3 separate regions of the Homo sapiens genome follow, and regions 1 and 3 are each linked to region 2. Evidence: chromatin contacts called from ENCODE Hi-C or POLR2A ChIA-PET data. All regions are on one chromosome and are shown on one strand. The core of a region is the stretch at or near the end of the contact, and the rest is flanking DNA. Distances in the headings are between cores, read along the strand shown. Region 1 overlaps EEFSEC (eukaryotic elongation factor, selenocysteine-tRNA specific). Region 2 overlaps EEFSEC (eukaryotic elongation factor, selenocysteine-tRNA specific). Region 3 overlaps EEFSEC (eukaryotic elongation factor, selenocysteine-tRNA specific).

Evidence for each region. Hi-C counts contacts between places; a loop is a spot of excess contacts on that map. ChIA-PET counts read pairs that join two places held with the same protein, here RNA polymerase II (POLR2A). Pooled maps may share reads with other maps.
Region 1: a loop to region 2 is called in a map of Right ventricle myocardium inferior, with 1.8 times the contacts of the local background. The contact joins two enhancer-like sites. A Hi-C loop is called at or near these places in 1 of 168 maps with a recorded cell type or tissue (Right ventricle myocardium inferior) and 1 of 50 pooled maps. POLR2A ChIA-PET finds 5 or more read pairs at or near these places in 6 of 52 experiments (AG04450, BJ, OCI-LY7 and 2 more).
Region 3: a loop to region 2 is called in a map of Right ventricle myocardium inferior, with 2.1 times the contacts of the local background. The contact joins two enhancer-like sites. A Hi-C loop is called at or near these places in 2 of 168 maps with a recorded cell type or tissue (Calu3 and Right ventricle myocardium inferior). POLR2A ChIA-PET finds 5 or more read pairs at or near these places in 3 of 52 experiments (A673, OCI-LY7 and SK-N-SH).

Annotation. Positions count from the first base shown.
Region 1 is chr3:128,193,744-128,196,443 of GRCh38, forward strand. The region is part of intron 1 of EEFSEC (eukaryotic elongation factor, selenocysteine-tRNA specific); the gene reads left to right. Among named protein-coding and RNA genes, the nearest start is that of EEFSEC, 42 kb to the left of the region's middle. RefSeq lists a cis regulatory region at 1,559-2,099. Within about 2 kb of position 1,324, at least 5 of the 41 ENCODE cell types and tissues checked have a DNase peak (open chromatin) inside an H3K27ac peak, as active enhancers do.
Region 2 is chr3:128,234,013-128,236,712 of GRCh38, forward strand. All of the region lies in intron 1 of EEFSEC (eukaryotic elongation factor, selenocysteine-tRNA specific), which reads left to right. Among named protein-coding and RNA genes, the nearest start is that of EEFSEC, 82 kb to the left of the region's middle. Within about 2 kb of position 1,324, at least 2 of the 41 ENCODE cell types and tissues checked have a DNase peak (open chromatin) inside an H3K27ac peak, as active enhancers do.
Region 3 is chr3:128,273,571-128,276,270 of GRCh38, forward strand. All of the region lies in intron 4 of EEFSEC (eukaryotic elongation factor, selenocysteine-tRNA specific), which reads left to right. Among named protein-coding and RNA genes, the nearest start is that of EEFSEC, 120 kb to the left of the region's middle. Within about 2 kb of position 1,366, at least 6 of the 41 ENCODE cell types and tissues checked have a DNase peak (open chromatin) inside an H3K27ac peak, as active enhancers do.

The DNA.
Region 1 (2,700 bases), core at 74-2,573, 40 kb before region 2:
AGGCCAGGATTTGGACATAACTTGTACAACTCCAAAGCCATTTCTCCTAGTTGCTCGGCTGTCCCTCTCTTTGCCTTCCTCCCTCCAGAGGAGGAGGGACTCTGATATCAGCAGATGTGTTTTTCCTCTGGCATGGGAGGACAGAAGGGAAGAGAAACAGTATAGTTATCTAAGTGAGAATGAGCCATGAAGGCTGAGTAGCGGTTTTCTGTGCAAGTAAAATCTTATCTTGGGGGATAGAGGGAAGACCATCTTCCCCCATCCCCCAACTTGAATGAAGAAGAAAAAACCCAACCAAAAATGACATAAAGCTAAGCTGCCACAAAGGCTGCACTTACCCAATATTCCTGGTGTGGAGGTAAGTTTTGCACCCCAATTTCTCCTCTCTTCCGTCTTGGGACGTGAAATCTTTTCAGCTCATAAAAAAGACAGGGTGCCCACATGGTGTTTTTAATGGAGAAAATAAGGCTGGGAGGTGTCTGAGCCTCTTGGGACTTCCGGAGAGCTTGGACACCACAGCCTTCCCAGCTGGAGGGTGCTGAGCTCCCACCTGGATTGAGGATCTGTGCTGTCCTGAGGCCATTGTTCTTTTTCCCAGCACAGGATGGAAAAGGCTCCTCTGGGAGGCATCTGCAGGTCAGATGCTTTTGGGGTGGCAGGGTGCAGCAGTGGCTGGATGGGACTGGGATGGTTGTTTTAACAATAAGTTATTAGAGAACTTCAGCTTGGCCCTGCCTTTCAGGGAACTAATTCTGGGAAATCTATCTGGATCCTGAAATAAGTTCTGCTTTGTGATTTCATAATTCCTCTTTCAGGGAATAATCTGAAATGAGCCAGAGCTTTATGCACAAAAATGTTCTTCACAGCATTATTTATAAGAGCAAAAAATTGGGAGCCACCCAAATGAAGCAAAATAAGGTACTTTGTGCACCCTTCTTTAAAATGATATTTATGAAGAAAATTTAAAAATGTGAAAAGTCATCCTACATATGTTAAGTGAAAAAAAGCAGGGCAAGGAATTCTTTTTGAGTTCAGTAATATACAAAATACATATGTGCAAGAAAAAGACTAGAAAGAAAGACATTAAATGTTAACAGTAGCTAACATTAGGGGCTAAGATCTAGGTGACTTTTAATTTCCTTTTATAAAGAATTTTTTTTCCCCAAGGCTTTTTCTTTCCCAATGTTATTTTCTAAAATTTCTACAATGAACATTATTAGTTGAATAGTTACCCTCCTCCCTCCTCGCTCCTCCTTCTTGGAGCTGGTCAGCCAGTGCTGCTTTTCTCCTCCTCCCACCCCTCCCCTTCTCCCACCCGAGCACTGTGGCTGGTTTCCAGTAGCAGCAGTACAATTAATATTTTACACGATCTTCGCCTAAAGTCTGGTGGTAGTTTGAGATACTTCTTTTAGTCTGAACTCATTTTCAAATTTAGGGCCCAGGCTGTTCTATGGCTTTAGGAGTTGAGGAAACATGAAAGAAATCTGCCTTCTATTTGTTTAAATATTAAAGCATTTAAAATATTTTTTCCTTCTTTCAGATAATCAAAACACAGCTGACTTGCCATTGCTGCACAGTGCTGAAAGGTAGCTCTCAATGTGGGTGATTAACACCATGGCAATGGAGGGGGCAAGTTTTAAAGAAATAATTAAATAGATCTTGGAAAATCATTATTCTTTTGTCTCATAATAGAAAACCAGGCCTGTGTCTGCAGCTGAGCACAGTATTTGGTGATCAGCAGATAAAAGGACACTCCAAAGCCAAACTTGGAGCCACTGTCGTCTACCAGATGCATTTTATCTGGCGGAATGTGTGGGACCTGACAGACACAGGGGAATCCAGGCTCTGCGAACCTCTGCTGAGCCTCGTCTCCTCTCTCCATAATGGAGATGAAGGCGCCTCCCATTCACAAGTGTAGTTATTGCATAAGTGTTTCCCTCTGTCAGTTTTCAGTGGCTAAACCTTCCTATATAATATCCTTGGAAGATAGGTTGGGGCTTGGGCTTGAGGTCAAGATGGTAGAGACAAGGGATTTGTCCCAGACTTCATGGCAAGAGTGAGACTGGCATGTCTAGATTAGTGATTAGAGAGCTCTTTGAGAAACTGGGGAGAGCTCTGGCCCTTCTCCCAAACAGAACGCATATAACTATTTCAGGAAGTGTTTGGACCCAAGATGAAGAACTGCTCTTCAAGAAGCAACCGTGGCCTGGCTAGACTTGGGCAATGGCATGACCCTGTGGGTATTGCCCCCACCGCCTTTCTGCGAGGGCCTGCAAAACGGGGCCCTTGTCCACGTGTGTGGGTCAGTGCTGTAGCCAGGAGGAAGGCCTGAGACAGTGTGTCTGTGACTCTCTGCTGTTTGATTGTGTGAGAGTCTGTATGTGAAGAGGAAAATAAAAAGGAAATGAAACCAATTTATAATAATTGTCTTCTGACATATATAACTCCAAAAAACTGCAAAGACAAGGTTCTGAGCCAAATGAAATTATTCGTTTATGATCAATTAAATGATGAACATAAACACAAGAAACACACGATTTTCCTTGCTCAAGATTTGGCATGTGTATTTTCTGATTCTACTATATATGTAAGATTTTTATTTAAAACAAAAGTGAGTTGTTGTGCGTATCATGGGATGTGTGCTGTGATACAAATACAGTGGCCCTTTATATATATTTAAATACAAAGTCACTTTTTTCT
Region 2 (2,700 bases), core at 74-2,573:
CTGTAGTCATCTTTTTATTTATTTATTTATTTATTTATTTATTTAATTTATTTATTTTGAGACAGAGTCTTGCTCTGTCGCCCAGGCTGGAGTGCAGTGGTGTGATCTTGGCTCACTGCAACCTCTGCCTCCCGGGTTCAAGCAATTCTCGTGCCTCAGCCTCCTGAGTAGCTGGGATTACAGGCACACACCACCATGCCTGGCTAATTATTGTATTTTTAGTAGAGATGGCATTTCATCATGTTGGCCAGGCTGGTGTTGAACTCCTGACCTCAAGTGACCCTCCCACCTCGGCCTCCCAAAATGTTGGGATTACAGGCATGAGCCACCGCTCCCAGCCCATTTTTTTCATTTTTAAGCTTTTTATTTCAAAGTCATTTCAAACTTAGAGAAAGGCTCTAAGAATAGTACATAGGACTCCCGTATGCCCATCACCCTTGAGTCATCTTTGTGACCATCCTTGCATACGACAGCATGGTTTGGGTACAGCCAGACAGAGACTTAGGAGTTGCTCTCTAGCAAGGCTGACTGTGGTGCGAGGACATTTCCATGGATTCCTCCACTGGTCTTGCAGAAGGCTGAAACCTCATTAACAGAAAATCTTTATGACCACTAAGCAGACATAACTGGGTGTCTTCTCTCTGCTACCCTCCCACCCTGCCTTAGGTGGATTGTCTAACTTGTAGATCAAAGCTAGCCTCTTGACAAGTTTCCTAATAGGACAGGTACATACCTAGAGTTGTGTCTGAGATGACTTGATGTGTGCACAGATATGGTGTTAAGGGACGTCGATCCCAGTGAGAAAGTTATTCCCATTTCAAGATTCTTTAAGTCCTTCTGATGACTTTAAGGAGATCTCAGGTTGGTGCTGGGAGCTCTTATACTTCTCTTAACATTGTAAGCTCAGTGCCTGTTACTGTAACCATGTCTGGCTAGAACTTAATAACAGTGTTTTACTTTTATTGTACTTCTTTTTTTAAACTTTTCACTTATGGTAAATTATGCTGGTTTTCCAGTGATATGAAGCTTTACTTTTACTTACTTACTTATTTATTTTATTTTATTTTTTTGAGGCAGGGTCTCATTCTGTTGCCCAGGTTGGAGTGCAGTGGCGTGATCTTGGCTCACTGCAACCTCTGCCTCCTTGGTTCAAGTGATTCTCCTGCCTCAGCCTCCCATATGTCTGGGACCACAGGTGCACACCACCACACCCAGCTAATTTTTGTATTTTTTTTTTGTAGAGATGGGGTCTCTCCATGTTGCCCAGGCTGGTCTTGAACTCCTGGGCTCAAGCAATCCCCCCACCTCGGCCTCCCAAAGTGCTGGGATTATAGGCCTGAGCCACCGCGCCCAGCCTGAAGCTTTACTTTTAAAAATAAATTGCTCTTGAGTCAGTAACGTATGTATGTACATAGTTCAAAATCTTAAAGGTACAAAAAGGTACACAGTAAAAAGTAAATCTTCCTTTTCCCCCTGCTTACCTAGTTTACTTCCTGGAAGCAAATTGCTATAACCATTTTCTTCTAAAGATTCCAAAGACACTTCATGATTTTTAAGCATGTTCTTTCTCCCACGGATCCTCTAGAAGTGGCAATATACTGTGCACACAGTGAACACACCAGCTCCGCTAGAGCTCTATTCAGTGAATAGTTACCGTGGTGTTTTTAAATAGCTGGGTCATGTTCTGTTTTATGTACATGTCATGGTTTAGTTAACTACTTCCCTTCCAACAGGCAGTCAGGCTGGTTCTGACCTTTTGCTCTTCCAGACACGTAGCAATGAGTGTCCACATATGTGCCCCATGTGCACGTGGGTCACTGCTAGTCCCCAGGGGTGTTTGACGGCCATTTGCCGTTGTGCTGCTCCTACCCCCAACCCCACCCCAGTGACAGGCAGGACTATCTGTCTCCCCTGTGTGGATGGGCAAAGGTTTGTTTGTTTGTTTGTTTGTTTGTTTGTTTGTTTGTTTTCAGACGGAGTCTCACTTTTTCGCCCAGGCTGGAGTTCAGTGGCGCAATCTCGCCTTACTGCAACCTCCGCCTCCCGGGTTCAAGTGTTTCTCCTGTCTCAGGCTCCCGAGTAGCTGGGATTACGCAGCAACACCAGGCACGCAACACCCCATCCGGCTAATTTTGTATTTTTAGTAGAAATGGGGTTTCACCACATCGGCCAGGCTGGCCTCAAACTCCTGACTTCAAGTAATCTGCCTGCCTTGGCCTCCCAAATTGTTGGGATTATAGGCGTGAGCCACTGTGCCCAGCCAAGAGTGTTACCAAATGTTTGAGGTGACTCGGCCTCCTGTATAAAACTTGGGTTCTGGAGCCACATAGCCTGACTTTGAATTCTAGCTCCCTATCTTTCTAGTTCTGCGACCCGTGACTTAATTTCCTCATCTGTAAATGGCGGGGGGCGGGGGTGGCGGTGACACAGAGTGTCAGCAGGCTCCCAGAATGTCAGGGCTAGGCAGGCCGAACACTCAACATGTTAGCTCTTTGTATTATCATCAGTATTATTTTGTCAGTACAGTAGGTGAAAAACAGAATTTCAGTGTACAGTGGTTTTAATTTGCATTTTTTTGTTACTAGTAAGGTGTGATGTCTTATCATGTTTGAGCTATTTTTATTTCTTTATGCCCCTGCTTATTTCTCTGACTTCATCTCCTTCCTCTTCCTCAAACGCATGTGGAGGCTTTGCACTTGT
Region 3 (2,700 bases), core at 116-2,615, 40 kb after region 2:
TACCAGCATGTGCTTCCAGAAGCGGATGACTGGCTGGAGTCCTGACCTGCAGTCAGCTGTCCAGGCAGAGGGTACAGCCAGGTTCTTGTGCTGAGAGCGGCCTGGACCTGTGACAGTGGGTCTGTCTGCGCTCCTGATAGGCCTAAGCATTTCACACAGTCTTCTGCAAGGATGGCACTGGGTGGCCCAGGCATGGTTGGAGCAGGGGAGAAATGGTGGCTTTAACCCAAGTGGTGTCTTCCTAAGGAAGGGGACAGGCAGGAGTGGTGCTGCCCCACTGCTGAGGTGGGCCCCCTTTATAGAGATGCCAGCTCAGTCTGGTCGTGCTTGGTGTGTTTCAAGCCTGGTGTAAGCATCTAGAGTCCCACTTGGGCCCAGGTTGACCTGCAGCCTCCCAACCCTTTGATGGGGCTCTAGTGCCCAAGACCACAAATCAAGCCCTGCCCCAGCCCAACCAGGCTCCTCAACTGCAGCTTCCTGCTCTTAGGCCAGGTGGATGTCTTAGGATTCAGCCTCTCCCCTGCTCACCCCAAAGCCTGAGTGCAGCCACCACTCAAGCATACCCTGCCCTTTCCAGCTGAGGGGCAGTGTTACAAAGAAGTGACAGCAGGGCTTCGAGAGCAACTGGGCTTGGGTTTGTACCTATGTGCTGGCCCTGTGAGCTCAAGTGAGTTCCCTGAGTACACTGAGCTTCAGCGTCCTTGTCTATCAGTGGGGTTGACCATGCTGCCTTCCTCCGAGTCGCAGCAAAGAGGAGGAGGAAAGGGGCAAGCTGCTCTAGAGCACGCACGCATGTGGGCGCAGTCACCACAGGAAGCCTCAGCCCCTGCACCCTCTACATGGAGCCCTGGCAGTCAGGCAGCACTCAGTGGTTGCTGGGGGAGCAGATGTGGAGGTGCCAAATGTGGCGCGGGTAGGGAGTGTGGCTGGCCTCTGGACATCCCCTGTAGAAGCCACATGTTGAGGGAGCCTAGGTCGGTGTGGGCCCTGGCCCAGGGTGGCCTTGGGACACTCCCAGGGCAGCTGTAGCACCCTACAAGTTGTCGTATGAAAACCACTCTAACTTATACGTGCTTTTGGGTGGAATTAAATGAGTTTTATTGTTTCTAGGACAAGATAGGGATTTGATTAGAAACAACATTTATGGAATGCCAGGGCTGGTTCCCATCCACTGTGCCCTGCAGGAACACAGAGTCTTGGGTCCCAGGCATAAACGGCCAGCTGTGTGACTGGGGCAAGACACGCCCCTCTGTATGGCCAGGCCACCTTCTTAAATAAGTAAGAACAGCCTTCAGGTGGGAATGGTTCTTCCCAAGGGCCATTTGCTTTCACAATCTTGTTTACCTTCAGTGGTCAGTTAAGTTTCAAGGGGAAACTGTGACTCAGGCCAGTGGAATTGTCAGATGCAGAAGCAAGGGGTGAGATGGATGCGGGCTTGCTGGGCTTACCGAAACTTGTATGCCTGTAGGCCTCTGGGGGTGCAGTCATTTCCTCCCTCTAGCTGTGGGCTGCGGTGCCTTTGGAATAGGATGCGCATGTCATCGAGGGGTCTAGCAGTGACCTGAGGACTGGCAGGACCTCGATACTGGGGCCCAAAGCGGTTTCCTCTCCTGGGAAATGGGTGCCCAGCCAGTGTCAGAGCCCCAGCTGGGAGTGGCCTTGGTGCAGAAAATGCTGTGTAAATGGCAATTGACAGTGCCAGGTTGTGCCCAATGCAAGCATGGGTGCTGCCTGGTCCACAAAGGAGTATCTGATCTTTGACTGTCTGAAGACCACTGCCTTTCTAGGTTGGAAGCAAGCTCTGATTCAGATGAAAGTGTGGCCATGCAGGGCTGTGTGACCTCAGCTTGCACACCCATGAAGCCAGCCCTGCCCACAACCTTTCCAGATACTGTTGATGCGTGTCATGTCGGGGACTGGAGTCCCTGACAGGTATCAGAGCCCAAGCTGGCCCTGGGGGAGCCCTCAGTGGGGCTGGGGTGGTCAGGCAGGCAGCTGTTTCTTCATATGGGGAAGGCACTGAGTGAACATGGCTTCCAGAGTGTGGTGGGGGCACTGGAAGGGCTCCAACCCTGCTTCCCAGGCAAGGCGACTGAAGCTGAGTCTCAGAGAAGGCAGAGGGCTTTGCCCAGGCATTCTGAGCAGAAGGAACAGTATGTGCTAAAGCCCAGAGGCGAGAGAGTGTCTGGCATGACTGAGGTAAACATGGAGCTCCTTGCAGAGAGTCTGAGAAGTGGGGTGGTTCGTAGGTGGTTGTGGTCATCTCTGAAAGGGCAGTAGGGAGGATGTTTGGAAGGCCGAGTCTAGAAGATGTTCCAGCTGGAGTCGGGTCCTGTAGGCCACGCCTTGTGATGGGGAAGCACAGCTGCACCCTGGAATCAGGCAAGAGAGCCCCTCCAGGGGCCCACAGGGTCTCGAGGCTCCTGGGTGCCGCTGCTCCCCACTCCGCCCCCTCATGCCCTGCCAGCCTGTAAGTCCCAGGACCCTGTGCTTTCACTCCAGCTTTTCCCCAGGCCCCTTCTTGGCCCTCCTCACCCTCCTGGGCTCAGTCCCAGGATCAGCCTCCTGCACAGGGTGGGAATAAATCCTGTAGGCAGCCTCTGCCCTTGACAGTGGAAGTCAGGGCTGCCTAGCAGGGTCTAATTCATTATTTCTCACACTCAGCTGGGGGTTAGGGCGGGTTGCTTGAGATTCTTGTTA